Linked DNA regions of Mus musculus: region 1 is linked to region 2. Evidence: chromatin loops called from intact Hi-C (ENCODE). Cell type or tissue: heart. All regions are shown on one strand. Links, peaks and the distances in the headings refer to the core of each region. The heading gives the core; the rest is flanking DNA. Region 1 overlaps Nol10 (nucleolar protein 10). Region 2 overlaps Gm36752 (a long non-coding RNA gene).

Region 1 (11,983 bases), core at 4,675-7,174, 54 kb before region 2:
CACACATGTGCACGCACACATACAATCACTAGTAGTAAGAAAGCATGCAAATCTTAAAAACAAAACTAACCCAAAGACTGTTGTCTAACCTGCACTAGTGCTTATGGTAAGAAATGACATTTGAACTTGAGCGAAACTGATTTGGTGCATAGAGGAGACAGGATGCTCAGCAGCAGAGCCTTGTCTCAGTCTCTGCCATACTTGGATATTAACCCTGTCCCGCTTACAAGTAGTATGCAAATACTTTAAAAGCAGCATCTCCACTTTCAACTTTTGAAGGCCTGAGGCTCCATCTTTGTCTGTGATCACAGCACAAACCTGGGTCTGTATCGTAAATGCCTGGAAACATAACAGTAGCAGGGTAAGGGTGGCCAGGGTCCAGGCTCTGCTCTTCCTGGACAGCCGGGTGTACAGGCAGTCAAATTCCCTCGACTTTGATATGCACGTCATGTGCACATCAGAGTTGTCTTCCATGGTGACTGTGACTCCGTGCAGCTTTATGTTGTATGTAACACTACATTCCCCTGTTTGGCCCTTTCATTCTCTGCTGGCTCTTCTCTCCCATTGATGTGTCCCAGGGCCCGGGTTTGGCTCTATTCTCTCCCTCTAAAGGCGTGGAGAGCCTGCCTTTCTGTTTGAATTCACTCCTTGGTAGCTCGTTGCCCCATGCTTTCTGACCAGCTACCAGATTCCTCGCCAGCCTTCTCCTCACCTGATGTATGTCTGCTCTGGTCTCCTCAGCTCTTCCACTTGGATGTCTCAACTGCATGTCCTGTGTCCATGAGCGCTACCTCAGCAGTAGCCCTTTGCCTGCCCGTGCTTGGCTCACAGGCTTGCCTTGACCTCTTAATTCAGGTTTCTCCTTTTACTTTTGTCCCCCTTGCCATTTGCCTTTTGTGTTGTTGTTGGGTTGGGTTTTGTTGTTGTTGTTGTTGGGTTTGTTTGTTTGTTTGTTTGTTTGTTTAGCAAGGGTCTTCCTGTGCGATCCAGGCAGTTGTTACTACCTTGGCCTCTAGTGTTCTGGGATGTTGTGTTTGTTTGTTTGTTTGTTTGTTTGTTTGTTTGTTTGTTTAGCAAGGGTCTTCCTGTGCGATCCAGGCAGTTGTTACTACCTTGACCTCCAGTGTTTTGGGATCGTATTGCACGTTCCCATAGCTGGCTTTGCAGTCTGTTTTTCTTATAACATCTAGATTGACTTAAACAGTAAAAAATGCAAACAGAACAAGTATAAATCCTGTAATCTGCTTAAAACTGGTTACTAGTCCAGTAGCCAACCTATCCATTTGCCCAGAGTAATGTCCTAACTGCTCGCACAGTTATAGATGTTCTTTAAGGTAGACAGAAAAGGCTAGAGACCAGATTCCCTGCTGAAAACAGATCTTGGTAAGAACCATTTCTACTTATAGGGGTCACCAAATGGTCAGACCACATTGCCAGCTAAGCCAGCCATATATTAACCAAAATGAAATATTAGAGAGGAATTTGTTTTTTTGGGCAGGTGGTGGTTTCTGGTATGCTGGTTGGTTTGTTAGCTTGATACAAGCTAGAATAATCTGGGAAGCTGGAATCTTGATTGAGGTATTAATTGCCTTTATTGGGATGCCATAGGCAAGGTTGTGGGCATTTTCTTGATTACTGATTAATGTGTGGTGTGGGAGGGCCCAACCCACTCTGGGCAGTGGTGACCTAGGCAGGTGGTCCTGGGTGGTGTCAGAAAGCAAGGCATGGTGACACATGCCTTTAATCCCAGCACTTAGGAGGAAGAAGCAGACAGATTGATCTCTGTGAGTTCAAAGCTAATCTTGTTGAGTTTTAATCTAGCCAGTGATACATAGTGAAACCCTGCCCCAAAGGAAAGGAAGAAGGAAAGATGAGGGCAGGGTGTGAAGAAAGGAAGAAGGTAAGATGAGCAAGCCATGAGGGACAAGTCAGTAAACAGCAGTTCTCCATGGTTCCTGCCCTAACTTCACTCAGCCGTGGGCTGTGCTTGGGACGTGTAAGCCCAATGAATCCTTTTCTCCCCGACTTGCTTTCAGTGTTTATCATAGCAGTAGAAAGCAAACCAGGACACCCAGGGATTATCCCTAGGGCCCGTGCATGCTAGCCAAGCACTCTGCCATTGTGGTACATTCCCAGCTTTCTAAACAGAAAAACAAAGGTTAAGAACAAAAGAGCAGAATTCTGCTGCTTCTTGGCTTCATCTGTGGAAGCCAGGCCCCATGAAGCCTGGACAAGGAAAGTCTACTCATGTCTGTCTGTGGGGGCAAGAGACCTCCAAAACTGTTAAAGGATAACTTTTTTAAAAATCTGTAAGTTTGACTCTTACACATAGTACCAAAAAAAAATTGTGTTTTGTTTTGTTTTTTGTTTTTTTTTGGAAAATAACAACCTATTAATTAAGCAAGGGAAGGAGGCGTATTTCATAACCAGACCCTAAGAGAAGTATAGGAAGTTAGAAGTTCACATGGAATAAAGTTACATTGAGTGGAGATGCACAGAGGCACAGAGGAAGCTTGTCAGAAGGGGGGGACTGACCACCAGACAGCTTTTGGCATTCGTTTTGGGCAGCTCCTGGCTACCTGTGTCAGATCCCATCATACCAGAGTCAGACAGTCTTGATGCTGTACTGTATGAAGACCAGGGGCCTGTGAGGACCAGCTACCTGTTTTGTAAGGTTTCTACAGCTAGGACTTAATTCCAAAGGTCTGGTGGTGATTCTGAGTGTAGGACAGATTGGTTTCATCCTTTTCCTGGACGAAAGCCAAGGGTACGGAGCTTTTGCTGTATGTTTATCAACATTTCTGCAAAAGTTGCTTTGCATGTAAGGAATAATTGCTGCTGTGGTACATGTGTGAAAGGCCAGACAGGGTCTTTGCTTTTCTTCACGTATGGACCTGTGCTATTCACTGGAGTTTGTGGAAATTCTGTTGAGTCCCCTGCTGGATGAGCCCTGTGAAGTTGCTTCAGTGCAAGGCTCATCTTGAGCACTGACTTGATACTCCAGAGAGCTCCCTAGATGAGCTATCTATTGGCACAGTACCATGTGCTGAATTGTTGTTACTGTAGTGTGCACGTAAATTTTGGAAATGATTGATGCCATTTTCCTTTAAAAGGCTGATTGAATCTGAGAACTCTTGGATACAGTAACAAGTAGTTGTGTTAGAAATCTCTATTTTATAGGACTAGTAGCAACATATTCCTTTGGTTTGGGGGAAGTAGTGCTATAGGCCAAAAAAGAAAAAGGAAAAAAAAAAAAAAAAAACCAGCCCTATCCCCGAGGGACTCTGCCAGCAAGCAGAGGATATACAAGACAGAACACAAGCAAGACAAGTTTCTGCTGAATGCCTCCTTACTACAGGCATGTTGGGTGTGCTTTGAAGGGAGGAGGAAGCTTTTGAAGCCCAGAACAGAGAGCAGGAAGGAATCTTTGAGGTTGGCTAAGCCATCACCTTGATTTATAGCTGAGGCATGGGATTATTTGTTCAAGGTCAGATAACCGTTCGTTAGCAAAGCTGGAGCCAGGGTTTCTTTCCTTACTCTGTCTGTCTCGCCCAAGGTAAGGAAGGAGCTTAGGTTTCGGAGTAGGTAGAACTGAGTGAGTACTGGCCTCAACACTCACTCGCTGTCTTCTCAACCCCGTTTCCTGATCGGGGGAGAGCGGGGATCCCGCCAGAGCATGTGCACACCGTGTGAGCATTTTCAGTTAGGGCTTGTCTTTTGCTGCTCTCCAGGCACCTGTCTTGGACTAATCTTGACCTGGGAGAGCTTTTTCAGCAGAGAGTGGTGGCTTCTTCTTTCCTTCAGCTCTGATTGCCAGGTCCCTTCCCTTCTGCATCTAGGACAGAGCTAGTGATGTGTTGTTCTTGGGAGCTTGTAGGAGCAGCCATGCAGTTCTTTCTGTGGTGCTCTGTGGTTGATGAGCAGCAGCCCCAGGACAAATACTGTGGTTTCCCCACATTTTCACAGTGACAGCACATTGGGAGGGCTCTGGGCATGGCTCATCACTGGGTGCGCAACACCTGCTTGTTTAGTGTTGCTCCAACTGAGGGAATGCTCCAAAGGGTTTTTAAGGTTTGATTTGGTTTGGTTGTAGGACTGGGGATGGATGCTGGGCTCTTATGCATGCCCAGGAGCCTGCTACCTCTAAGCTGCAGCCCCAGTCCTTTTCACACTTCATTTTGAGATAAATTCCTACTAAGTGTCCAGCTTAGCTCTGCAGTTTAGCAATCAGTCTTGCTCTGTGGTTCAGGCTGGGCTTAATCTCAAGATTCTTCCTGCCTCAGTCAGCCAAGTGGCTGGCACAATAGTGTTGCTGGTCTTTGCTACTTTATAGATTCTTCTTTTTCTCACCCTCTATCTCCCCTCCTCATTTCACCTCCTATCACTAGATAGGAGTGAAAGAAGGATATGGGGAAGAGAGAAAGATAGAGATCTCTGAATCTAATTTCTATTTTCTTGTTTCTTCTTTGCTTGTAGCTGGTCTTTGCTACTTTGTGGGTTCTTCTTTTTCCCACCCTTTATTCCCCCCCCCCCCGGCCCCCAATCCTTGGTTTTACCCCCTATCACTGGATAGGAGAGAAAGGATAGAGAGACATAGTGAGAGAGCAAGTCATAGCTGCTACAAAGTAGCCTTCTATCCTCACTCCTGGGATTAAGAGAAAGCATTCTTACTATATTTCTGTGTTTTGTTTTGTTTTGTTTTGTTTTGTTTTGTTTTGTTTTAAGAAACCAAAATTCTAGAGTTCATTACACATAGGTCTGTGCTCCCAGAATTTTCTTTGTGAGACAGGGTCTTACTACACACCATAGCTCTAGAGCCTCCTGCCTCCACCTTCATCTTCCAAGTGTTGAGAGTACAAGGCATATGCTACCACATTGCCCATGACATTTTAAGTTAATTTTCTGTTCCATTTGATTATATTCAACTTGAATTTAAAACCTGCTGTCTGTGTAAGAATTTAAAACAATGAAATTGAAGCTAAGAAACATATAATGACCAAAATACAAAAAGGAGGGAAGTTTATAAGATATAGTTAGAAAATTTAGAATGGGCAATGAAGACCACATCTATAAAAAACAACAGAAGACTTTGTTCAGCTAATGAAGTCCAAGAGCCTTTGAGACACCTGTGTACATGGGATATATGACAGAGGGGACAGTGAGGGGTTCTCCTGAAAGTCTTTGTATTCATTGAGAAGTTTTTCTGGTAGTTATAGATTGGTGAAATTTAGAAGTTCAGGAATTATCAGGTATAACCATTCTCAGAAAGCATGTTTTCATGATGTAAGGAAAAGTGAGATCTTAAAGGCAGTGTGCGTAAGGTGAGGCAACACCAACAAACTGGACTAAAGCAGAGATCTGCCATCATTGAGTGTGTAGGAAGAGCCCTCGGGTGTGAGGACAGACACATCGAAGCTGCCAGAGCTAAGAGAAGTGGGATTTGAGTGAAAACATGGTGTACTCTGATTAAATTCAGATTTGAATTTAGAGACAGGTAGTTTGCAGATGTCATCAAAGGATGCTGCTTAATGTTCACCTACAGGAAGGGTGGAGAAGGAAGCTGGGTCTGGTGGGGGGGGGATTTGGAAGGATGTGGATATTGCAGATGCTAACTTAAGGGGGGCGAATGTGAGGCTAATGAGCAACACACTTCAAGTGAAGGAGTTGGAATCCAAGTTCTGAATGTTTTCACTAACTTCAACTAACAAAAGGAAAGGAGTGGTCTTCAGATTTCTTGTTTGTTTCTTTGTTGACTAACCCAAGCTCACAGCATTTCTTCCTAAATGAATTGTATCTGTAAATGAGTTTAAGTGTGAGCTTGTTCTCCAGGGCAATGCTCTTGTTTGGTACTGTTGTTCATTTATGTTTATATCTATGAAGTGAGAGGAAATACACAGTGTTAGATGGCAAGGTGTGCTGTTTTCAACTTTCCAAAGAGGAAATGAGAGCTTCCTATTCTAATCTAAACACTCTTGGGCAGTAACAGTATCTGTGACATTTTTCTTAACAGAGGAAACCCTCTCCACTTCCCATCACAATTATTGGGCAACAAAAATAGCAGACATACCTAAGGCATTAAAGTGTATAAATCAGGAAGTAATTTTCTGAGCATCCTGCCACATTTTCAAACATTGATTTCAGTTCTGGTTGGTTTAAAAATATGTAATTTACATGTGGAAATATTTGCTACACATATGGCATATGTGACATTATGTTAATGTATCAGATGATTCCTATTTTTTCTTAAGTGAGCACATGTCTAATGTTCTTTCTTGAAATGAATGACTTCCTGTCTGACAGTAGTTTGAGTCTGGTGATGACCCAAGCCTTACCTACCAGCTCTATTCTCCCATCTTGGGGCTTTCCTGGCTGATCTCTCTGTCATTCTTCTTTGGAAATGAATCCTATAAGCCAGTTTCCTGTGAGTGACGTCATTCAGATGGCAGCGGGAGAGCACGTGTTTGCACCGTGGCTGGAACTGCCTGAGGATGTCAGACTGAAGTCAAGACTTAGTCTCTTTGATTCATTTCCCCAGGAGCTGTATTTTCTTTTCTTAAAAATAGAAGGCAAAGGGCCAGAAATGTAGCTGAAAGGTGGAGATATTTGGGCTTACACAGAGCAAAGGGAGACAGCAATCGGATGTGTACTGTCTGTCTTCCTGTTGGCTGTGCTCCCGAAAATCTGACTTCTAGTCCCCTTAACACAGAATTATCCCCAGTGAGGGAGAAGCTGTGTGTGGCTTTGCTTTTTTATGTTTATTTATTTGTTTGTTTGTTTAAAATTTATTTATTTAAAAATTTAAAGGCAGAGGGTCTTGCTATGTAAGCTGACTGGCATTGAACTCCCTGGCCACTTACTTTCTTTGACATCAGGCCTCAGTTGTGTTGCCTAGGGTGATCTCAAACTCCAGCTCTAAAGCAATCCTCCTGTGTCAGTTTCCTCTGTATCTGTGACTAGAGGTACACACCCAGCTTAGTATGTTTTTACCTTCTTATGGAACACAGTGGTATTGTTGGCTGGGAATCAAGTGACAGGTCGGAAGTGAAGGAAAGGTCGGCGTGCCTGTCTGTTCCTTGCATGGCTGCCCATAACCATATGCCATCATTCACCTGCTCCTCACTACAGTTTCTAGACGGCTTTCTAGCTCACAACAGACCAGGGAGAAGGGCCTGCCTTCCTATCAGTAATCTGTACAGGGTGGCATATCTCTACACTGCTGAAGCCACGCTGACTTAACATCATCAGCCTGAGTCTACAACTTGCATTAGTGGCCACTCAAGGTGTTGTGCATTGGTGAATTTTCACAGATGACTGTGCCACTATATACCATGATGGTGTCCTATCAAAACCTGTTCCAGCCGGGCGTGGTGGCACATGCCTTTAATCCCAGCACTCAGGAGGCAGAGACAGATGAATTTCTGAGTTTGAGGCCAGCCTGGTCTACAGAGTGAGTTCCAGGACAGCCAGAGCTACACAGAGAAACCCTGTCTCGAAAATCCAAATACAAAAACAAAACAAAATAAAAAACCTATTCCTCCCTCTCTCAGCCTTGCAGGCCTCAGTAGATCCTGACCTCCTATTTGTCTTATAGGCTTGCCTTTTTTCTAGAATACACAGCTCTATCTATCTACTACATAGTCATTTCAGACTGACTTTTCCTATAGTAATCTGATTCAGGTTCCCGTATCCCTTCTTGCAGCCTACTTACTAGATTATTTCTATCTTTTATGTCAAGACTGACTGTGTAGATGTGCAACACTTTGTTATACCTGCTAACAAATTCCTTATTTACCCATTGCTGTGACAATAGGCTAGTCACATTGTGTCCATAGTCAGAGAGCAGATTGGGGTCTGCCCTGGTCCTTACTATACCCAGGGTTACCTGGGATGTGACCAGGATGCCTAAAGGACTGAGTTTTTCAGTTTTGTTCCATCTTAATTTTTCTTTAAATAGCCATATGTGGCTAGCAGTGACATGTTGGAATGTTGCACGGTGCATCTTAAATACCCCAGAGTCAGTCTTAGCTGTTAAGTCATGTAACTTAGACCACTTAGCTTCAGTCTTCATAAATGACAGCTCAAGTCAGATAAAGTTTTTGTAAACCTCTCTTAAAGGGTGCTGTACATTCTGAAAGGCCCGGATGGACCTGTGAGAGACTGCTTCAGTTCCGTTTCAGAAGTGGGTTTCTCCTCTTACGTTATTGGTATGCTTCCTTCCACCAGGCCACTGGTCCTCTTTCTTTGCTTTGGTTGTTAAGCACTGTGGGGCTAAATCTTTGCTTCACCCAGAACAGCTGCTTCCTAACAGATTGCATGGTTCTTCCCTGCCCAAGAGCTCTCTCCCTCTCCGCTTTTCCTCTTCCACCTTCTTCTCCACCTTCCTTCCCAGCACCCTTCTTTCTTTTTACTCTGAGATTATTTATTTATTTTTATGTAAAGCTTTCTTCACAGCCATGGTAATGGTTAGGTTTTTTGCATGGTGCTTGGACTCTATCTTGAGACATCACTAAAAAAGATTATTAGGACACACACTCTTCCCTTTTCACAGCTTTACACACACATTTACTATCTTCAGATCCTTGATATGGTCAGTGTGAGAGTCTTTGACCTCAGAGAGAAACGTGAGCATTGAAGTTGGCATTTTATCTGATTGAATCCAGATTGGTGGTTTTTGTTTTAGTTTGGAGGATTTTGTTTGTTTGTTTTCCATTTCTCCTTTGACTGCATTTGGGGATGTAGGAAGTCTTTTGCTGGGTTTGAAATGTCTCCTTCAGGATTTCCTAGTCCCCATGCATGCTCCCCTGGAGGTAACGAGGCAAGAGAGTTTTTGACCTTCCCAGGATAGCACTGTTAAAATGTACAACTCTGAGAAGACGTCGTAAGCCTTCTTACTAGTTTCTTCTCCCTTTGTTTGTGTGCTTCTCCTTCCCTGGGTGTTTTGTTTGTCGCAGCACCGTTGGCTTTGCTTAGACTTGAGGGGTGGTTCTGAAAGCACAGACAGTGCGCAGAAGGCTTACTAGCACGTCCTTTGCCAGCAGGACGTCAGGTAGAGCGGAAGCAACTGCTGTGCTGACAACCAAGGACAGCATCCTAAGCCATCCGGGATTCTTGGCAGCCTAAAACGGCAAAGCAAGACTCGCTTCCAGGTGCTTGATCAAAGAGAGAACTCCATTCTCCGCTGTCGAGTCGGCCTGGTGCCTCTCATGTCTGTGGGGCCTGTGAGGTTGAATTTAGCACTTAGGAAGGTATAAGAGGAAAAGGCTTTAAGCATAAAACATCACTCAGCAACTTGTTAATGCAGTCTTTGGGCACAAACCCTAGGAAATACTCTGCAATTCAAGTGCAGTATGATAGACATCAAATTGTAGTCTGTAGCTGAGATGCAAGGCCAGGTTCCTTGGGAAAGAGTAGATGGGAGACCTTAAAAAAATGTGCTTCTCATTTAGCCGACAGAAAATGAAACTGTGGTAACATTGCTCTACTTGTTTTGTTTTGTTTTGTTTCAATCAATGCTGAAGGAAAATGAAAGCTGAGGAGTTTTTATGTCATTTAATATGCCATTTGTGGGGCTGCAGGGGTGGCTTGGCAATTAAAAACCACACTGTTCTTCCAGAGGGCCTGAGTTTGATTTCCAGCACCCATGCAGCGCAGTCATGACCACCTGTAACGCAACGCTAGGGGCTCTGATTCTTTCTTCTTGCCTCGAAATGAATATGTCATCTATATTTTTAAATGTAAAACAAACAGATACGTTTCATTTTTACTTCATGAGTTGGGTTTAAACTCTCTCTCACTCACTCTCGCTCTGTGTGTGTGTGTGTCTGTCTGTCTGTCTGTCTCTGTCTCTCTCTCTCTCTTTCTCTTCTCATTTTGTTTTTTGAGACAGGGGTCTATTTAGTAGGCAGTCTTCTCAGGTGTGGGGTGTGGCCTTGACAGTACTCGGGTCTTTCTGACCTCTGTGGCTCAGCTTTGCAGGAATGGCTTCGGCAAGTTGGCTCCCAGAACCAACTTGTTACCTCCAACTCAATTTAATACCAAAATTTGGAAACAAATGAAAAGATATAAACATTGATAAAAATATAAGTTCCATGAAGCTGAGCACCTAATGCAGAAATTGTTTCCGTGATAATCTTGGCACATGCTCCCTAAGACTCCTGCCAGAAATGTTAACTGGATCTCATGAAGAACTGTCTGTATGATCTCATTATGAGGAGCATACTTCAGGACGGGAACCTGGACAATTCAGCTGGCCCCAGCCCCAGAGAATGTCCCCATCTGAAAGTCAGGAATGGTAGAGTTGAGTCTTCTAGATAAGTGCATCATGTGATCCTTAATTCAATGTTTAAAAAACAACTTTGTCAGAAACTCTGTCCTTTAAAGGATATAATCTAGTGGCTTCTCATGTACCCAGAATCATGTTGTCACCACCGTCTCACTCTCAGGTCCTTCACACCAAAAGGAAGCTCCCTGCCTGCCGCCTCTCTCCTCATCCCACCAGCCACTGTAGCGCTTGGGGCTGCTTCTGAGCATTGCATGTAAGTGGAATGCTCTGATAGCTGCTTCGGGGTTTCCCTGTGCTCAGGGTCCGGCTCTGCTCCCTTTCCCTTTGTACGGAGTGGTAGGTTTAGTTCACTCTGTGTGTACAGCACCCCTCCCCCATTGTCAGCTGCTGAGCATCTTTATGACTGCATGCAGGTAGCTGTGCCTAAGGCAGGTTCTGTCCATCCCCAGCACATACAAGGTATTTCTTACCCCGTGTGCCCCTCTCCCCATGTGCCCCTCACCTCCATTTTTGTTGTTGAAAGCTAGAAACTTTAAAGATAATGTGGAAATTATCGAACTCCGCTCCCCACATGCAGAGTTTGTTGTTTATGTAGTAAGACTTCTGGACTAACTATAAAGTCTGATTTCTTTGTTAAAGAGAGCCACAGAAATCTCGGTTTGCCTTGCTTAGTCGTCAGTTAATGACTGAACAGAGTTTCTTTAAATCCCTGGAATCGGCAAGTCTCTCCGCCTGTATCAGAGTGATCTTGTAAATGCAAGTCAGATCGTGTCAACCCTGTGCCTCGGCCCTCTGATGGATGGCCTCTGTTTCACTCAGTACAAGAGATCTGAGCAGCCTGTAAGATGGCCCCTTTTGCCTGTGCTGGGCAGGTCTTTTTGCCAACCTTACAGTTCTGAGTACGCTGCCTTTGCAGTTGGCAGATGTGCTCCGCAGTCTCTCCCTGTTGGGCCTCTGTCCAGTCACATTTCTCCTCCTGCCTTGCCCACAATGCCTGTTCACAGTAGAATCTGTTCCTCATGGTTCCTGGAGGGCTTAGCTTTACTCACTTTCTCTACAGTGGAAGGTGTCTTTGAATGACGGTCTTGGTTGGATAAGGGCATCTTTGGCAGTCCATTCTTGCTTAGAAATGAGGCAGTGGAGGCTGCCTATAGATCCTCTGTAAGAGTGGAGCAATGTGTTCCTGAGGACTCTGTGTGACCATGAGCAGGGGCTGTTCCTGGGCTCCCTGTGTGAGAGTGAGGCAGTGGACTGCTGCCTGGGAATCCCTTTGCACCTTGTCTTGTCCCCTGGACGTTTTCCTTTTGATCCTTTGAGCCACTGTTTCCAGACACCAGTGCCTCAGGACCTTTGGTTTTCTTCAGAGACTACTTCCTGGGTTCTTCCTGAGGTGCAAGCACAGCAGTGCCCACTTGGCCTCTGGTATTTAAGGGACCGGGACAAAGGATCTCAGGGCCTGACATTTGGACAGTTGTCATTTTAGCCCCACAGCTTGAGTCATTTCCACCTTTGTCCTTTCAGCCCCAAAGCCATGCAGTGCAGCTTGGGTTTACCAGAGATCTGTGTATTCTGTCTCCCTAGAGATGGTGGGAATTAGGTGTCCCCAGCCCTGTCACCCCCTTCCTCGTGCCATGCCTCCTCCTGTCTGCCCAGGCGCACCGTGAGGGACGGTCTCAGTCTTCCCGCTCTTGCCGCTGGCCT
Region 2 (11,983 bases), core at 4,946-7,445:
TCACCACAAGCAGAGCACTCACCACAAGAGGAGCACTCATCACAAACAGAGCACTCATCACAAGCAGAGTGCTCACCACAAGCAGGTTTGCTGCTCTGAGCTCACAAAGCACCCAGAGAGACTGCTTACCGTGACTGGAGGACTATGCAGCCAGTAGAGGGGCTTGGGCTCATGTGTGTGGGACTTGGCCACATCTGCTATGCTCACTGAAAGGACGGAGAGCGCCCCAGTATGTCTGTGCCTACAGCACTCCAAGGGACACAGATCTGTGGGTAAATGTCCCCACTGCACCTTGGGAAGATCTAAGTGACACAAAGTGTTGGAGATTCAGAAACTCAGGCTTCACAGGTAAAAGAGAGAGACAGAGTAGATAGAGCTGGAGCCCAGTTGGCTGAGATGCTGCCTGGCACGTCTGTGAGGTGGCTGAATTCCAATGGGGGACAAAGAAATAATTGGCAGATAAATGGCAAAGCCGGGGTTTAAAAGCAGTGAGGCTAATTGGCAAGTCCTGGGGACCGGACAGAGCAATGGCAATAAAGCCCCTTGTGTGGTTAGGACCTACAGAGGAAGTATACTTCAGAGAGAACTGGCTGAGGCCAACACAGAACACTGAGGCTCCCTAACAGAACGTCCTGCAGAGGGAAGAAATAGAAGCAGAAGCAGGAGGCCTGGCCTGGGTGGGACTTCACTGGGGAGGTCAGATGTGGGGAGAGCCCCCTTTATTGGGGCACTAGCTGGTGAAGAGTCTCAAGCCTGGATTGTTCCAGTCCTGTGAGCTTCTCACCATGAAGGGAATGAGAGCAAGACACTTTTTGAAGAGTCACTGAAGACATTTCTGCTGAAAAATTGTGATTTCCCCTCAGGGGTTGGCTTTACAAGTGAAGAGCCATTGCCTTTAATGTAACTAAGCAGAGCTCCCTGTTAAAAGAGGTAAGGAGAGAGGCAGGGAATGTGTGTACCATGAGACTGCTATGGCTTGCACCCACATCTCCTCTGAGTGCCCACAGCCTGGGAGTTCTCAGGGCACATTCAGTGCATAGGGCACCATCCTAGAGTGGTCCACCCCACCCCACCCCTACTCTTTAACATCTTAGCTCCGCTCTTGACAGGCCTAGCTCTTGACTTAACCCTCACTTTAGCCACCCCCAGCAATGGCAGGTTCCCAGAAGAACACTGAGTGCTTGACTCCTGGCCAGGTGATACTAGGTGACCACGGTGATAATGGGCAAAGGCCAGGAGCAGAACATGTATGTCCCCTTCCTGGGGAGCGGAAGCCATCAACCTGCCTGAGTTAGGTGAGGGCTACCAACTATTCAGGCAAGGGTTCCCGGTAACCATGGCGATACCATTGGAAACGCTGCCATGCCATCCTGTGCCCTCACCCGCAGAACCCCAAGGACCGTGATGACCACACACACTCTAGGGCAATGAGCAGGTTTATACCAGGGTTTGCATTTAACTGAGGGGACAGAGGTAGCAGTGGGGTATATCAGAGGAGAAGAGATGGGATGCCCATCTGGATATTATTCTTATCCTTCCTGCCAGGGCCCCAGTCAGGCACATGACATCGGTGGACTTGGAAATATTGATAGAGAATGGAGCTGAGGAAGTGGGACAGTGAGAACGTTCCACAGGGCTTGGGGCAAAAGCTGTTGCTCCTGGTAGGCCTTCAGAGCTAAAGGCGCGTGCAGGGGAATCCCATGGGTGGATCTGTGGGTTTCTAGGCACTTGGGAAAAGAAAGAGGAGGCTGAAGCCCAAGCAAACACAACAGGATCCTCCCGGGGTCTTGATTTCATTGGGAGCAAAGGGAGTGAGCACCCTTTGGGGACTGAGTGGCCTCCAATCTGCTCTATTCTGGTACCGTTTTTAAATTTTAATTAATTAATTAATTGCCCAGAAAGCAAGCTAGGAGACCCCAGGCTTCCTGCCAGCTGCAGCCTTTTCCTGTAGAAGCCCTGGAGGCACTGGGCCCCAGATCTGGAGTGTGGCCGGCTCCTCCCGGATGTATTTGTAGAAGTGCTCGCCAGCACGCCCCATTTGGAAATGTCTTAAGATAGGAAACACAGTTGTCCCCGATGAGCAGGCTAGGTGACAGGGGAGGCTGCAAAACAAAATCATTTCCTCTGAGGATGCCAAGTTGAGGGGGGGAGGTCCTGCCGGTACTGCCTTTGCACATCCTGCAGTAATGACTCAACTTGAATTTCCCTTCTGGCTCTTAAGTGGTTTCCATGCAAAAGGCCAGTGCCCGAAGGAGTCACATCTGCAGGTCCAGGGAGAGCCAGGCAGCAGAGCCAGCCTCCCGCTCCACTGCCATACTCGTCTGTTTGGCACCTGGGCCCAGCTCCACTTCGCACGGTGAATCATGATGAAAACTTGAGAAAGGGTTTATTGGGGTCACTGTTAGGGAAGTCAGTGCATCGTGGAGGGGTACTCCTGAGGCACCAGATCCCATTGCATTTGCAGTCAAGCAGAGAGGTGGACGCTAGCACTCAGCTCTCCTTGTCCTTTGGATTCAGTGCAGGACCCCAGCCAGGGAATAGTGCTGCCCACAGTGTGGGTGCATCTTCCCACCACAACCATCCCATCTAGAAACTCTCTCAGGCATATGCAGAAGTCTCTCTCCTACATTCTAGACTCTCACATTGACAAAATAACCACCATTTGGGGTATGTGTCATACGACCTTTTAAACATTTTTTTAAAAGATTTTTAAAATGTTATATGTATGGGACTGGAGAGATGGCTCAGCACTTAGAGCACTGGCTGCTCTTCCAGAGGACCCAGGTTCTATTATCAGCACCCACATGGCAGCTCACAACTGTCTGTAACTCCAGTTCCAGAGAATCCGACACCATCATGCAGACATAAAGACATATATGCACAAAACCCCAATGCACATGAAATGAAAATAAATCTAAATTTGTGTGTGTGTGTGTGTGTGTGTGTGTGTATGTAAGTATGCATGTGTGCAGGTGCCTGAGGAGGCTAGAAGAGGGTTACTTGCAGTTGTGAGCTGCCCCATGTGGGTAATGAGAACTGAACTTGGGTCCTTCTGGAACACAAGCTCCTTTCACTGCAAAGCCATTGTCTCTAGCCCTTACTTGAACCCTCTTTTAAACATGAAATTCAGTGGCACTAAGTATGTGCCACTGTGTGGCATCTCCACTGTACTCCTCCAAAGCTTCGTTACTGCCCTGCTGACACCCTGTGCCCCTTGACTGCTAATCTGGCCAGCTGCTGTCGACCTTTGCTCTAGTTGCTGACTGTGAAGTTGCCTCATCGCATGGGCTCGTCCAGTCCTGACCTTTTGTGTCTAGCTCATTTCATTTACCATGTGGTGTTCAAGGTTGATCTCCGCGGTAGCATGCTAGCATGCCCCTCTTTCTTGTGACTGAGTAATAATCCTGTTTGCTCGAACACACCACATTCTGCCCATCTGTCCCTTTGTTACTGCAGAGACTGGCTCGATCCCGATCCCTGCTGTTTAGCATGCATTATGCAGCTGTGAACACTGTTCAACTATGTAAGGAGTTACAATGCCCCCCCCATCATTGTAAACAAAGATTTATTTAGTGTGCATGTCTGTGTGTCCATATATAGGTCAGAAGACATCTCCAAGGAGTTGATTCTCTTTTTTCACCTTAGGGGTCCTGGGAATCGATCTCAAGACACACTTGACAGCAAGCCCCTTTACCCACTGAGTCACCTTGTAGGCCCCTCCTGTATCTTTGATTTGCGTTTCCCTGTTGCTGCTCCACCTCTTTCTGGGTGTGTAGAGACCATCAGCAGCCACTCTCCAAGACCTTACCTGCTTTCTAGTTGGGTCCTATTATTTACTTACTTACTTACTTACTTACTTACTTACTTACTTACTTACTTATTTGTGTGTTTCTTTTGTTTTTTCAATGCAGGGTTTCTCTGTCTAGCCCTAGCTGTCCTGGAACTCACGCTGTAGATCAGGCTGGCCTAAAATTCAGAGATCCTCTTGCCTCTGCCTCTCCAGTGACAAGATTAAAGGTGTGTGAGCCATCACTTCCCGGTGGTCCATATTTTTATTATTGTTGTTGCCTTATGGAAGTTGTTAGCATTCCTTCTAGGCTCCACCCCACAGGTACCTGACAACAGTCAGGTATGCCTGACTTAGTATAAAAGGGGCTGCTTGCCCCCTCCTCACTCCTACTCTTTTACCTCTTTGTACCTTCTCTCCCCTTTCTCTCCACGTGTTCATGGCTGGACTCTCCTCCTCTCTCTCTCTTTCTCTCTCTCTCTCTCTCTCTCTGCCTTTCTCTGTCTCTACTCCCTCCTCAATCCCCCCACCTAAATAAACTCTATTCCATAGTATACCTTTCGTATACCTGGGGGTGGGGGAAGGGATGGATCAGCATGGGCCCACCGAAGCACTCCCTTCCACCTCACCATACCACCCTTCTACCAAACATATTCCTTGTTCTTTCTTTCTTTCTTTTTTTTTTTTTATAAAACACAGCAGAAGTTATTTACATACTCTGGACACTGTCCCCTGTTCTGGTATTTAATTTGTACCTGCACATGCATTTATAGCTGCAACAGGAAGTCAGATTTTCGGGAGTGGACTAGAAGGCTTCTTAGCCCCTTTCTGTCTCTAGTGTTTCTTGAAGGAATCCCCAGGGTACCCCATGATCAGTGTTCAGGTTCTTTGTATTTCAGGCAAACCGTCCAACAAGAACAGAGTAGAATCTAAAATGCAGATTTATTAGAGATGGGCATAGAATCAGAGAACGCAGTCCACAGAATGGGAGTGGACTCCAGTGGACAAGTGACTCAAGAGCCCCAGTCTGGGGTCCGGAGTCCGGAGGGTGGACCCTTCTTTGGCTGTTGGAGGTGATGGATTTTCACTGTTTTCTGGAGGAGGGTATTTAATCATTGTAGTGGCCTAGGGTAGTCTGAGTGACAGGTCGTTTGGGAGTCCTTGAGTTAACTTTTTTTGTTTGTTTGTTTGTTTGTTTGTTTGTTTGTTTGTTTTTCGAGACAGGGTTTCTCTGTATAGCCTTGGCTGTCCTGGAACTCACTTTGTAGACCAGGCTGGCCTCGAACTCAGAAATCCGCCTGCCTCTGCCTCCCAAGTGCTGGGATCAAAGGCGTGCGCCGCCACCGCCCGGCTTTGAGTTAACATTTTTATGCCTCATAGCCATGTGTTGCTAGTTCTCTCTTCCTGCCTCACAGGGAAGATAAATTCCCTCAATTCATGGGGTGGCTTGAAGACTAACTTGGGAATGGAAGGGGCAATGTCAGAGTCAAGCCCACCCAACTCTTCTGCATCTATAGTGAGCAACGTCTGCAGTGCAGTATCTGGAAGGACCGGTCCTGGCCGGCTGTATGTAAGTCTGAATTCTTCTCTCATATATTACATGCTAACAGCAACTGGACCTTTACAGAGACAGTCAAATCAAGATTCTGTGATTAAGGTGAACTACAACCCCATGTGCCTGGTATCCCAAAGGAAGTAAAATTTGAATACACACACACACACACACACACACACACACACACACACACACACACACACACACACACACGGAGGACACCGTATAGATGGTAGCAGAAACCAGAACAAGAAATCCATAAGCTCGAGTCATTGAATCACACCGGAGAGAGCTGGGGTAGACCCTTCCTGCTGGCCCGAGAAAGCGCCTGCCCGGAGAGAGCTGGGGTAGACCCTTCCTGCTGGCCCGAGAAAGCGCCTGCCCTGCCACATCAGAGCCCCTGGCTTCTAGCAGCATAATAAGCTGGTGTCCAAGCCATCCATTGTTAGAGACCCATTACAGCAGTGACAGTGGGCCCACCAGCATTCTAGAGACCCTAATCAGAGCACTCTACCCTGTCCACGCCCTTACAGGTCCCTATGGCATTTATTGCTACCCCCCCCCCCCTTGATCCCTCAAGGGTCAAGGGCAGAGAAAGGACTGGTCCTGTGAAGCTGAAGTTCCACCCTGTAAATCGGGCTGAAAAAGAATGTTCTGGAGAGGAGAAATCCAAGGGAGCGAGGCTGTGGGAGCACAAATGGCCCCTGAGGAGTCCAACAAGACTTGCTTGCTGGTGCATAGAGAGGTTGTATCCCGAGGGACTCAGTGTTCATGGTTTGCAGACGTGGCCTGCTGCCTGCCATGCCTCTCTTTCAGGGCCTGAAAGCGAGGTGGGATTATTGCTTCCTTGATGGCGAGGGTTAGGTTTCCTTCCTGTGACCAGCGCTCCTGGCCTAGCGGCTCCCTCCCTGGAAAAAAAGCTTCAGACACGTGTATCCTGGCCATCTGGGGCGAGCGTATTTCCTCTTGATTGTTTAAAGGAAAGTTCACGGGTAAATATGGAAAAAGCCAGCAGAGCCTGGGCAGGTCACCTGAAAGTGGAGCCTGCCTGAGAGTCTGGCGGCCCTGCTGCATCCCTAGCAGGTCCCAGCCCTTTATGCTTGGGGGCCACCTCATAGCAGTGACTACAGTTTCCAGTTTCCACATCCCACCTTTGCAGCAGGAGAGTCCAGAGAGCTATGGGGTCTGGTAGGACAAAGGGGAGTTTTCATTCCGGGTATGGGGCCTGCAACAATGTGTGCAAGTGGATTTCTGAGTTTGAGGCCAGCCTGATCTACAGAGTGAGTTGCAGGACAGCCACGGATATACAGAGAAACCCTGTCTCAAGGAGATAAGATGAGTTGTTCCTGATGGCACCAGCCACCCTTCCATTGTCCCCTCACAGCCTCACCTTCTCTTGTCCTTCAAGGTCCAACACGTGAACACCTTGCAGATCGCAAAGGCCTATTTGCCAACTGTCACTATCCCTTGGACTTAGAGTGACACTGGAATGGGAAACCACTCCTTAGGTCCTTCAGCTCCTTCCGGCCAGCACGAAGCAGGCTGTGTCTTGTTACCGTGAAGGAGTGTTAAGAGCACCCTGGAGACCAAGCTGAAGAAGGTGACAAGAGCCTATGCACAGATCTCCTCAAACAGCAGGTTTGGGGACAGAGGCCCTCACGGGTGGAGATTCTGAGAGTCCATGTGACAGAGCCTCACAGGCTAGTCTGCATTAGGCCTCTGTGTGTGGACCCAAGGACAGGGACGGACAGCTTCTGCCAGCTGCCTGTCATGCGCCCGTGTTTCCTTGTGTGTCCTATGGCACAAAGCTTACACCCTGGCTCTCCTCCCATCTCCCAACACACCCTGAGCAAAGACTGCCTCCGCTCTTTGTTGTGTTCAAGGAGACCTGAGCCAAAATGAAGCATCCCACATCTGGAAGCTGCTATTCCTTAAGAAGTGAGCGTCCTGCCAGACACTGGTGGTACACGCCTTTGACCCCAGCACTCAGGAGGCAGAAGCAAGAGGATCTCTGTGAGTTCAAGGCCAGTATGGTCTACAGAGCTAGTTCCTGGAAGCCAGGGCTACACAGAGAAACCCTGTGTACATGTGAGCTACCCACATGGCAGGTCACAATCATCTGAAACTCCAGTTGTAGGGGGATCCTAAGGACCCCTCTGTCCTCCGTGAGCACCATGCACTCACGTGGTCCGTAGACATACATGCCAGCAAACACCCATGCATATAAAGGAAATCTTTAGTAGGATATAAGGATCCTTTCTCATATCTCCTTTCTTCCCAGTGATCGGAACTTCAAGATCATGGGTCAAGGTCATAGATAGTGCCAGCAGCTGGACTGGGGCAGGACAAGAGCTGAGGGAACACAGCCAGAACTGAGAGGCTACAGACGAAATAGCCGCCTCCGCTCCCTCCTCCTCCTCCTCCTCCTCCTCCTCTTCCTCCTCCTTCCTTCTCTGTATGGCAAGGTCTCCTTGGCTCTGGGCTAGATTTGAACTTGCTATAGAGCTAAGAATGACCTTGAACTTCTGTCGCTCCTGCCTTCACATCTTTTTTTTGGGGGGGGGAGGTTGTTTGTCTGTTTGGTTTGGTTTTTGGTTTTTTGAAACAGGGTTTCTCTGTGTAGCCCTGGCTGTCCTGGAACTTACTCTGTAGACCAGGCTGGCCTCGAACTCAGAGATCCACCTGCCTCTGCCTCCCGAGTGTGGGATTAAAGGCGTGCGCCACCACTGCCCAGCATGCCTTCACATCTTAAGAGCTGCAAAATACAGTCTTCCACCATCATGCCTGGTTTTTTTTTTTTTTTTTTTTTTTGTATGTGGTGCTGAGAGTTAAACCCAGCTTCAGGCTTGCTACACAAGCCCTCTACCAACTGAACTATATCCCTCAACACAGTCCTAATCTCTCTCTCTCTCTCTCTCTCTCTCTCTCTCTCTTGGTTTTTCGAGACAGGGTTTCTCTGTGTAGCCCTGGCTGTCCTGGAACTCACTTTGTAGACCAGGCTGGCCTCGAACTCAGAAATCCGCCTGCCTCTGCCTCCCGAGTGCTGGGATATTCTCTTGAACACAAGATGACACTACTCGGGGATTTTCTGCCTGGAGACAGCCAGACCTAACCACTGTGGCTGGTTTTCCTTGAAGACAGTGCCTAGTGTTTCCTTTCCCTCCCTGTAGCATATAGTGTAGAGTCAGGGCTTTGGTTTGATTTAATGTATGCTTTTAAAATCTGAAGCATGACACAATTTGCATGACTTCCTGCTATCTCCAACAATCCTTCCATTTTCCTCCTGAAAATTGCCTTGAGACAGACAGTTCCTGACAGGCTCCCTTGGAGGGATGCAGAGCTCATTTCTGACCTAGTCCCTGCTGGTCAGGCTAAGCCCAAATGACCTCACTTCTTAGATCTAATCTTCCAGATGGAAAGGCCTGAGTGGGGGAGAGGGGCTGCATGGAGCACTGGCTACGTGTCAAAGGATCATTTGAGTGAGGCCCACACGTCAGTCTGGAGAGGGGGCAAAGAAAGGCTTCCTGGAAGGAAGGGCTGAGGTCAAGACAGAAGCACAGCCCACAGTGGACTGGACCTCCACACATGGGGTGGCTGCAGTCCTGAAGTCACTGAAGGCTGGAGGATGCCTGGGGCAGCCGACACTTGCTCTTGTGCAAGGCATTTACAGTGACAGGAATAAACAGGCCACTATCTATCAAGGCCATAGGGTCTAATCTAGAGGTGAAATACCTGGAGGATGTTTTTCTCCACTAGCTAGAATCTCACCCTGACTGGAGCTCTTTCTCCGGATGCTGGCGAGAGGTGAGGAAGTTGGAATGCTTTGGATTTCTCTATGTACACATTAGTATTAATCATATTTTTTTTATTATTTTTATTCATATGAGTATACTGAGCTGACTTCAGACACACAAGAAGACGGCATCAAATCCCATTACAGATGGTTGTGAACCACCCTGTGGTTGCTGGGAATTGAACTCAGGACCTCTGCAAGTCCAGTCAAATGCTCTTAACTGCTGAGCCAGCTCTCTTGTTCATATTTTTTAAAAGTTTGTTATTCCTTCCACTTAGAATCATGTAGACTTTCCAGTAACGAGGAAAATGTGACTCCTAGAGCCCATCCACTGTCTTCTCTGAGAATGGAACTCGACACCCTTGTGTTCATCAGACAAAATGTCACTGGAAAGAAACTCGAGTCACTTCAGGTCTTCCCACTAGAGCAAAATGTTCACATCAAAACAGGCATGAGATGGCTCTTTCCTTTGAACACAAAACTGTCCCAGCTCCCAACATGTCCCCCTTGTCATGTGACCAGGAGCCAAGCTCACTCCTGGTTTTCTTTCTTATGAAACTGAGACCTAGTGGTAGGGTGTGGGCTTGGGAGTTGGGTGATGGTGGCAGCCCATGAAGACCCATCAGTGCCCGGGAGAAGCAGTGTTGGGGGGAGTTGTGAGGGCAGGGCTGGAGATGATCTTACTTCTCTGAGTTTCTCTTATGGCTCCCTTATAAGAAGAGCCTGCTGCCTCGGAGCTCTGGGGTTACTTCCTGGTAACCTGCTGCCTCGGAGCTCTGGGGTTACTTCCTGGTAAGGAAAATCCAGATCCAGGTTTGGGGGGGGGGGAGTGTACCTTCTGCCATGCCATAAATCTTGGGGACCTGACTTCAGCAAACAGGTTCCCCAGGCAAAGCAGACCAGTGGGATATATGAACACATTCAGAAAGCGGGTAACCATTAAACAAGCTGGTTTGTGATTAGAGAGGGAAAGAGGTACCAACATCCATATAAGGCTGAATCTAAGGACCTGGGAACCTGCAGCTTCAACATCCAAAGACAGAAGATGGACATCCCAGATGAGCAGAGAGCATGTTTACCCTTGCTTGGCCTGTCTCTCTGTTGGTTGCTGCTCACCCATTCTGGTGAAGGTACAGCCCATTCAGTCAGTCTGTCTACTAATTTAAATGTTAGTTTCTTCTGGACACCTCTTCAAAGGCACACCAGAAATAATGTTCAATAGGCTATTTGAATCTCCCTTAGTCCAATCAAGTTGACCCATAAAATTAGCCATTATCATGACCCCAAGAAAGCCTCTAGCAGCAATATATATACTGTATATGATTCTTCCTACTTGGTCTCTATCAATTGCCCAAATGGCCACTGAACGGCCCAGAAGGAATTTGAAACCATGCCTATTAGTCCTCCAATCTGAACTGTATGTACTCCAGGCTTCAATGGTCTGGGCTGGCTAAATGGGCTGGCAGGCACTCTGTGTGCCTCAGAACTAACTAGGGTGTTAGAACTAAGGTCGCTCCTGTTCCTGCCCCTCATGTTTACCTACCAGCCATTGGCTGTGTAAAGTCTCATAGCTCAGCTGAGGTAAGCAAGAAGTGACACCAAGTTTTCATCCCAGGAGCTGGCATGTGACTGGGAAACAAACACATATGGAAGACGTACAGAGGCCCCAAGAGACAGAGAAAGCCACTCCAGGGACACAACTGTCATAGAGGAAATACTTCCTGCAGGAAACTGGGCCTGAGCTGAGCTGTAACACACAAGCAGGGCTTGAGAAGGTGGAGAACATTCCAGAAGGGAATAGTGGAATAAGCAAAGCTCAGAGGCAGGCATTTGCAAGGCATGATGGGGGGGAGGGGGAGATGGCCAGGAGTAGAAAAGCTTGTCGCACAGCCTGGAGGGAGATTTGTGGAACACAGAATTAAATACAGTTTAGCCTTTAAAAAGATGGAGATTCAGACACATACCATGGCTTCCCTTTGAAGACATTAGGCAAGGTGAAATAAGGTACACAAAAGGACAAAGAGGTACCTGAGGTCTCTAGAGTGGCCAGATGCATAAAGCCAGGAAGCTAAGTAGCAGTTGTCAGGGGCTGGTGGGAGGAGGGATGAGGACTTGGTATTGAATAGGTTTAGAGTGTGAGATGAGAATGAGAAAGTTCTGGAAATGGGTGTTGACCATGGCTGCACGACAATGAACTACACACTCACACACGGTGGGGGCGATGTAGGCTGTGGTTGCAGCTCAGGCGGTTGAGGCAGAGGGGCCATGGGTTTGAGGCCCTGTAGTGATAAGTTGCATGTGGCACATACATCTGCTGAAAGGCTAAGTGCCACAGACTGAGGACTTTGCACAGCAGGCCTTCTCAACACCTAATGTTTCCCAATAGCTGCTGTTTCATCAGCCACAGCTTTGCAGGTCTAGGAATCTGGGCAGGGCTCAGCAGGGATTCTTTGGTGCCAAGTGTCCTGGCTGGTTTTTACCTCAACTTGATACAGGCCAGAGTCATCAAAGAGGAAGTCCTCTTAATTGAGAAAATGCCTCTGTAAGATAATAGACAGCTGTAGGGCATTTTCTTCATTAGTGATGGGGCAGTCAGGGCCCAGCTCATTTCGGGTGATTCCATCCCTGGGTTGGTGGTCCTGCAGGGTTAGAATGCAGGCTGAGTAAGCCGTGGGAAGCAAGCCAGTAAGCAGCACGCCTCTATGGCCTCTGCATCAGCTCCTGCCTCCGGGGTCCTACCCTGTGCGAGCTCCTGCATCACTGCTTTTGATGATTAACTCTGATGTGGAAGTGGAAGCTGAATAAACCCTTTCTTCCCCAAGTTGCTTTGGTCATGGTGTTTCATCAC

Evidence for each region. A loop is a pair of places that touch in the nucleus more often than their neighbours do. Peaks named below come from ENCODE experiments on the same cell type or tissue, not always from the same donor. Only the 100,000 strongest peaks of a DNase experiment are listed, where the experiment ranks them.
Region 1: a loop joins it to region 2, with 7 times the contacts of the local background. A loop is called at or near these places in 4 of 42 quality-filtered maps.

Annotation. Positions count from the first base shown.
Region 1 is chr12:17,384,273-17,396,255 of GRCm38, forward strand. The region is part of intron 13 of Nol10 (nucleolar protein 10); the gene reads left to right. Among named protein-coding and RNA genes, the nearest start is that of Mir3066, 35 kb to the left of the region's middle. In heart, for the core only: no CTCF peak of the experiment used is centred there; no DNase peak of the experiment used is centred there.
Region 2 is chr12:17,438,354-17,450,336 of GRCm38, forward strand. It overlaps Gm36752 (a long non-coding RNA gene), which reads left to right. Exons shown (of 3, transcript XR_381308.3): 2 at 5,203-5,357; 3 at 6,751-7,346. Among named protein-coding and RNA genes, the nearest start is that of Gm36752, 7.8 kb to the left of the region's middle. In heart, for the core only: no CTCF peak of the experiment used is centred there; a DNase peak (open chromatin) is centred at 6,258; H3K27ac peaks cover 1,489 bases.